Regions from separate parts of the Mus musculus genome. Here regions 2 and 3 are each linked to region 1. Evidence: chromatin loops called from intact Hi-C (ENCODE). Cell type or tissue: heart. All regions are shown on one strand.

The links. Hi-C counts contacts between places; a loop is a spot of excess contacts. Peaks named below come from ENCODE experiments on the same cell type or tissue, not always from the same donor. Only the 100,000 strongest peaks of a DNase experiment are listed, where the experiment ranks them.
Region 2: it touches region 1 in a loop (8-fold over the local background); 7 of 42 quality-filtered maps call a loop at or near these places.
Region 3: a loop joins it to region 1, with 6 times the contacts of the local background. A loop is called at or near these places in 10 of 42 quality-filtered maps.

The regions. Positions count from the first base shown.
Region 1 is chr6:38,432,336-38,434,835 of GRCm38, reverse strand. It overlaps Ubn2 (ubinuclein 2), which reads right to left and starts at 911. Exons shown (of 17, transcript NM_177185.4): 1 at 238-911. The coding sequence starts at 663. In heart, no CTCF peak of the experiment used is centred here; DNase peaks (open chromatin) are centred at 215, 535 and 1,005; H3K4me3 peaks cover 1,990 bases; H3K27ac peaks cover 1,808 bases.
Region 2 is chr6:38,353,298-38,355,797 of GRCm38, reverse strand. Zc3hav1 (zinc finger CCCH type, antiviral 1) reads left to right here and starts at 1,195. Exons shown (of 13, transcript NM_001347122.1): 1 at 1,195-1,883. The coding sequence starts at 1,576. In heart, no CTCF peak of the experiment used is centred here; DNase peaks (open chromatin) are centred at 197 and 1,307; H3K4me3 peaks cover 2,486 bases; H3K27ac peaks cover 1,849 bases; H3K27me3 peaks cover 816 bases.
Region 3 is chr6:38,380,116-38,382,615 of GRCm38, reverse strand. It overlaps Ttc26 (tetratricopeptide repeat domain 26), which reads right to left and starts at 1,092. Exons shown (of 18, transcript NM_153600.2): 1 at 1,023-1,092; 2 at 403-540. The coding sequence starts at 1,025. In heart, a CTCF peak has its summit at 939; a DNase peak (open chromatin) is centred at 1,115; H3K4me3 peaks cover 1,830 bases; H3K27ac peaks cover 1,252 bases.

The sequences.
Region 1 (2,500 bases):
AAAAGGAGGAAAAAGCTGAGGTTTCGAAAGGTGCACAGGAAAACCGGCTCGGCGCGGTGTGGTGGGGGCAGCATCGGCCACCCAGGAGGGCCGAGCCGCGCAGCTCCCGCCCCGTCTAGCTGCCCGGCCCCCGCCACCCCACCCCCGGGGCGAGCGAAGTGCAGAGCAGCCCGGGCAGGCGGCGGGTCCGGAGGCGCCCGGGCTGTGGGGCGGCCGGGAGGGAGGGACCCTCTGTACCCGTTGTTCTCCGCACAGCAGCAGCTCCGGGTAGCTGAACTCCACGCAGCTTTCGTCCGTGGGGTCCTTGAGCACCAGCTCCAGGCGAACCGTCTCCTTCGGCGGTCGCGGCGGCGGCTCCGCCCGGGAAGCCGACTCCCGCGGAGGGGGAGTCTGCAGGGGCAGCGGCGGCGGCGGCGGCTCGGGCCGCGGGGGCTCGCGCTGCAGCGCCATGGGCGGCTCGGCGCGGCTGACCTCGCGCTGGGGGAGCGGCTTGTCGCGCGCCGGGGGCTGCGCGTCAGCGCGGGGGGCCGGCTCCGCCCGGGCCGGCTCGCGGTACGGCTGCGGCTCCAGTCGGGGGGGCTCGCGCTCGGCGCCCGCGAAGTCGGCCTCGCGTCGCCTCACCGGTGACAGGCTAATGAACGCGACTCTGCGCGGCTCCGCCATCCCCACTGTTCTGGCCCTCGGCGCTCGCTCGAGCCGGCTCTCGCCTCGACGCCGCACGGCGCGCCTGCCCGCCTCTCCTTCTGCTCTCCGTCACTTTTCTTCCCTCCAGCACCCTCAGCTGTCCCCGCGGACGCCACCGTGAGTGCGGACCGGGTCCCCGTCCCCGCTACTACGTTCTGATGGGCTCCACCGCCATCGCCAGGGTCGCCGCAGCCGCCATGTTGGATCCCCCACATAAATAGAAGCAGGCCGCTGAGCGGGCGCATGCGCACACTCGAGACGCTCGCGTCCACAGTCGTGGCTGTTGCTCAGTTTTCCCCTTTTCCTCTCAACAGTCTGGAGGCCAGACAGCTCGGCGGAAGTGACGTCACAGACAGGCCTGTCTCCGTGGCAACGGGGACGCTCTCTGCTTTGCTTTCAAAGGAGGGGTTTGGGGTTCCCTGAGTGATTTCCTCCTCTCGCCCGGAAACCGAGGCACGCTCGCCGATCCCTTAGGGTGAGCGTCGCGATGTGCCTGGGACCGACACAGTCATGGCGCCGGGTCCCGCCCGACGTTGGCCTCTGGCTCTCGGCGCTGGGGAACAGGGTTGTCAGCTGAGGATTCCAGGCGGACCCAGGGCAGGGGTGAGGGGCTCGCGGCCCGGCGCCGGGCCCGCCGGTCTGTTGTCCCGTCACCTGAGGTGTCCAGGGTAGAAAGGCGAAAACTAAACTCTCCTCAGACCCCTCCCGAAAGCGCTACGCTGCCTCCCACACCGCTGCCTCCCACACCTCTTCCTAGCCGCTTTGCGCATGGCGGTGAGACGTTCAGTGACGCGCCTCAGTTGGGAAATTGAACTGGCAAAGGAACAGTTCTTGAAGACTTGAACGTCTTGGCAGCCTTTGGTGTTATTTTAGGGGACATGCTCCCGGGGGAAGAAAATTCACGGCTCATCTTTGAGTGGGAAGGAGCGTTGCTTAGGCTTCGTTGGAGCATCGTGGGAAACGAACTGGAATTCAGATTTTAACGGACGAGAATTACTAGCCCTTTTCATCTATTCAATAGAAAGGGAATTGAAAGACTCCCTTGCCGCATCCTCAAGGAAACCCAAGCTTGTTAATTGCATCAACTATATTAGATGTTGAAGAGCTGAGTCAAAGAGTCGTCACAGACGTTTTTAATATTTGCTCTTCTATTCCTTTCCAAAGGTGTACCAAATGGTGATGGAATGTTCAACCCAAAAGATTGTGCTAGCTCTAAGCCAGGTGTAGAGATGTATCCCTTTAGTGTCAGGAAGATACAGGCTGTTACATTTCAACATGGTCCACATAGACAACTGCAGGTCAGCTAACACTTCTTTTTTTTTTTTTTTTTTTTTTTTTTTGGTTTTTTGAGACAGGGTTACTCTGTGTAGCCCTGGCTGTCCTGGAACTCACTCTGTAGACCAGGCTGGCCTCTGCCTACCGAGTGCTGGGATTAAAGGCATGCGCCACCACGCCCGGCCAGCTAACACTTCTTAATGGAAGTGGGTGCACTCTGGAGCCAGGCGGATCTCTATGAGTTCAAGGCCAGCCTGGTCTATTTAGTGACTTCTAAGACAGCCAGACCTACATAGTGAGACCCTGTCTGGAAAAAAAAAAAAAAAAAAAACTGGCAGCAGCAACAAGAAAAAAAAAAGAGGAAGATGATGAATTTCTTCCTTACAATGCTGCAATATTTTCTTGACACTATATTTTACCTCCAACATTCCTTCCACTGCTCCTGGTTCTGTTTGGGTCTCCTATTTTTGGATTGAAGTGACCTTTCTGCCCACAGACTCTGTTTCTGCCATCTTAAAATGGGCAATTAAAGTTTTTGGAA
Region 2 (2,500 bases), 79 kb after region 1:
AACTTGCTAGAGTAAACTCTCCCAGCATGTGGGGAAATTCTGGGGGTCAAATTAGTGTCCTGTGTTTTAGCAACTGGTGCCTTTACCTGCTCAATTATCTTCCTGGCCAATAATCCCTTTGCCCCAGTCTCACAAGTGCTGATATTACCGGCATGCCTTCACCACGCCAAGCTTTTAATATTATTTTAGCGTGTGTTTGTCTGAGTGGGTGGGGTCACTCGCACCTCCCTCTTGTGAAGTTTGAAAGCATCGCAGTGCACACTTCTCCTGCACCGTGCCTGCAGATTTTAAAGAAAGGGTTCCCATCTGATCGGTGAGCGCTCCATTCATTTCATTTCTGAGTGCTGAAAGGAAAGCCCCTTTCTTTTTCTAATTTGGGTCTAGTGTTTACTGGCCTGCAAATTAGCTGAGAATACAGATGAGACAAACTAAACACAATTGTGCAAAAGAAGTTTTAAAGTCACAATTTAACAAGGGGAGGAGGCCGAAGAGCGTATAAGGTTTGTGTGTGGTGAGTGTGTTTCACTACGGAGTCTGGAAGGACAATCGGAGTTTTTTTTTAATGCTAATGTTTGGAGCAGCAGAATCTTCCGGAAAGCTCCCTGGGGACACGGATGGCTCTTTAATTTCATCAGCCTTTGCTTTCCTCAAAGGGAAATCTAGTTATTATTTCCTTCTGTCTCTACAGTAACTCTACGGTAAGGTAAGGGTTTACCTTAAAAATCATCTTCATGCCAAGGGGGGAGGGGTGGGGGAAATCTGAAGACATTCTAAGCAGTTGGTTTGAGGCACCAAAATTGGAGATTTTAAGTTAGCAAGGCCAGAAAGGATCAAAGAGTGGGTCTTCAAATAGCTCTGGAGAAGGCTACGTAAGAAACCAGGGAGAGTAACAATCACCGCCCTCTAAGAGGGGCTCGGCACTGGGTAGAAAGTGCGTAATCCTAGATCTGGTGCCGCGGAATCAGGCCCGGAAACAAACTCTCGAGAACCTCGGTCATCCGAGCTCCACCTGTTCCTTCAAGTTATTTCCCCAAGTGCGGAGTTCGGATAATATCCATGTCCTAAGGTGGTGGCGAGCATTGACGACACTCGGCGGAGAGTCCCGCTTACAGGAAGCGCTCACCAGGTCTGCTCTTTCCGGGGCTGGGTGGGGCTGATTTGAGGACGCCTCTAGTGGGCCCCCCAGGATGCGTCACTCTCCTCAGGCTCATCAAAACTCCACCCGAGCCTCACGAACGTCCTTACTTCCTCTCTTCCTGGTAGCAGCCTTGCAGTCCCGAGCTCGGGGGACCTCACGTCTAGCCTGGAACCGAGGGTACCGCGCCGCGGCGGACCTGCCCGCCTAACGTCGCTCGCTTCCCATTCGCTCTCCCGCGCGGCTGACTTTAAATCTGACCCCAGGACCTCGTCGTCGAGGTCGGGCCTCGCGACACCACCGCCGGAGTTGGAAAGCGAAACCGCTCTGCTCTGCGAGCGGCACCGCCCGCGTCCGCCCCTGGGACCGCGCGTAAGTTTCGATTCTCCGTGAAGCCGAGTCCCGCGCAGCGGCCGGAGCAGCGGCAGCCATAGCGCGCCATGACGGATCCCGAGGTATTCTGTTTCATCACCAAGATCCTGTGCGCTCACGGGGGCCGCATGACCCTGGAGGAACTGCTGGGTGAGATCAGCCTCCCCGAAGCGCAACTCTACGAGCTGCTGAAGGCAGCAGGGCCCGATCGCTTTGTGCTATTGGAGACTGGAGACCAGGCCGGGATCACTCGGTCGGTGGTGGCTACTACTCGAGCCCGCGTCTGCCGTCGCAAGTACTGCCAGAGACCCTGCGACAGCCTGCACCTTTGCAAGCTTAATCTGCTCGGCCGGTGCCACTATGCACAGTCCCAGCGGTGAGTGCAGCGGGAATGGGGAAGGTTCTCTAATTGCCTAGTCCGGCGCCGCGGGGCAGCTTCCTAGGGGAGGCGGGAACCGGGTGGATATGGCTCACTCGGCTGCAAACCCCTTCTCCCTCTATCCCTCCTAATCTCTAGACCAGTGGTTCTCAGCCTTCCTAATGCTGCGACCCTTTAATACAGTTCCTCAGGTTTGTGACCCTCAACCATAAAATTATTTTCGTTACTACTCCGTAACTGTAATTTTGCTACTGTTATGAAATGTAATGCAAGTATCTGTGTTTTCCAATGGTCATATTCGACTCCTGTGAAGTTAGACCCCCAGGTTGAAAAATCTGTAGCCAAAGCGCTATTGGAAAGGCGGACAAGGCTGCCTCTCTACCCTTCTCACCTCCCACCAGAATCCTAATTAAAGTACGTTTGCACCAACCAGAGTTTGTAGAAGTTGCAGGCACACCTTTTTCTCCTTGCTACTCTGGTACCTCGAATGTTGCGATCGCCCCAGAATCCTAGCGGTGCTGCCCAGTCTCCTGTGTCTCGGGTGCGCCAACTCCTGGATCGCTGTGACCCTTCACTCCTTGTCTCTCCACCTGGCCAGATAGATAACTAAAGGT
Region 3 (2,500 bases), 52 kb after region 1:
ATGTAATACTGTATTCACCATTTGTGGAACTAAAAATTAATAATTTTATGTGTACAAGTGTTTTGTCTTCATGTATGTCTACATACCATATGTTTTGTTGAAGGAAGCCAGAAGGCCTTGAATCTCCTAACATTTAGTTACTAATGGCTGTGAGCAGGCACGTGAGTACTGGGAATTAAGGTCCTCTGGAAAAGCAGCCGATACTTTTAAATGTCGAGCCATCTCTCCAGTCCAAAATGTTTTGTATTTCATCAGGTTTATAGTTAACTTGGAATCTGGAATATGCATCTGGCTATGTTTGTTTGGATTACCCATAATGTACCCACCCGTCCCAATAGCATAGTAACCAGCATTCAACCCACCATCCACCAGACTGAGAAGTAAACCTTCTTTGGACATTACCTCCAATAGGGTAATGGCGCCAGTGAAATCTCTCTGCGAAAGTAGATCCTCTAGTTTTGGAATCTTCCTCCCTTTCTTCTTTCTTTTGTCAGTGTGCGGTGACTCCCCGCCCACAGCGGGTTTGGCCCTTGAAAGCATCTGTAAAACAAATAGCAAAGACTGTTCTATCAAAAGTCATTTTTAAACTGAGGGTAACAGCTCTCAGTCAGATCTACCCTTACCATCAGACCCTAGGAAGTCTATTCAGATTCTTTTTTTATTGTGCATTTTAGTAAAAGGACCATTACCTACTACTGAAGGGGAACCGAATAGCTACTTCCAACAACTTTATCCATAAGAGACAAACAAACACTCACGCAGCTTCTACTACCTAGGTCTTCCAAGATTCTTTTTTCCAGTTCACAGTCTAGTATCGGGAAATGAAGAAGCAGGAGGGAAGAGAGCATCGAGGTACATAGATTTCTTCGCATCCCTCCCTATTCCCGGTGGAAACACTGGAGGGATAAAGGGATCGCCCTCTAGAGACGCACCTAGATTCTATCCAACAGTGCGTTGAGAACTCTAAACCCAGGTACAAACCTATTCAAAATCCCCCACCCTTACTATTCAGAGCCACTAACCATCTTGGCGTCGGTCCTGTGAGCCCCCGCTGCAGATAGTCTGCAAAGGCTGTGCTTCGGCGAGTTGCCACATCCACACAGCGAGCTCCGTTTCCACGGCAACGCCGCCGGGAGGCTGGTCCTTCTGAGAAAGGGCTCGTCCCAAAACCAATGTCCTAAGCTTCTTGGTTCCGTGTGTTTCCGCAGCTGGAAGAGTAGGTGCTTCTCTCAAGGGAGTTAATCCTTGTTGTTTGTGCTGAGGATGAAAATGGGGCTGTGTCTCTACTTAGGAAAGCAGTTTAAGAAAAGGCGATTTAGAAGTACTATTACAACTAGGAAGTATATTTCAAAAGCAAGTTTCTTGGGAAGGTAATTTTCAAGGACCACTTCCGTTTTGCCTGGGGTGAGGACGACAACAGCTCCGCTTGTCTCGTACATTGTCTCTGTTTTCTGCTCGTTTCTGCTGGTACCTGCTGAAGCAAAGGATAGTTTGGAGGCAGAAGTGATACCAAAATATTTCCTCGAGACAATGTTAATCCCAAAGATGGGAGGAGAAAGACCACCACCCCAAATCATCATGACCAAATTAATTAAAGCAAGCTTTTTTATTCGTGTACACGGACTGCTTCTCTCTAAGGCCAGTTTGGAGAGATCAGCATTGGATGTGAGGAAGACAAGGTTTTTATAGATCATGGGGGTTGCGGGGGTGAAATGGGGAAAATAGGAGGGAGAGGTGTTATAAGAGCAGAATATAACAATAACAAGTTAGTCCTAACTACCTCCTGAAACAGTCATGGTTGCAAGGTGGGCATAACAACAGATAGCCATAACAAGGTAGTTATAAAACCTTTTGAAACAAAGGTAGAGTTGCAAGATGGTTCTAAACAACTTTTAGAAACAATGTCATGATTTGGCATTCTTGGAACGGTCAGTACAGAACCATTTGTAGTTAAGGCTATAGGCGAGGCATAGCTCAATCTGAGAAACAAAAATTTAATCATAAGCAGGAATGAACCTAGTTTGTTTTTACTATAAGGTGACTTCTGTTTGTTTTGTTTTTGCTTTGCTTTGCTTTTTGTTTTATTTTTCAAGATAGGATTTCCCTGTGTAACAGCTCTGGCTATCCTGGAACTCTCTTTGTAGATCAGGCTGGCTGGAACCCACAGAGATCTGCCTGACTCTGCCTCCCAAGTGCTCATGTTAAAGGCATGTGCCACCACACCCAGCTATAAATGGGCTTTTAAAGTCTAGGATGGAAGCAGGCTGGTTCTTCAACACACCTATACACAATTAGAAACTATAAAAATGTGTGTACAATTAAAGCAAGAATGGAGTATTTACTCCAGAGCAGCGTTAATTTAGTTGCAATATATACATATATATATACACATACATATATATATATACACACATACACACACACACATATATATATATATATTTTTTTTTTTTTGCTTTGTTTTTCGAGACAGGGTTTCTCTGTATAGCCCTGGCTATCT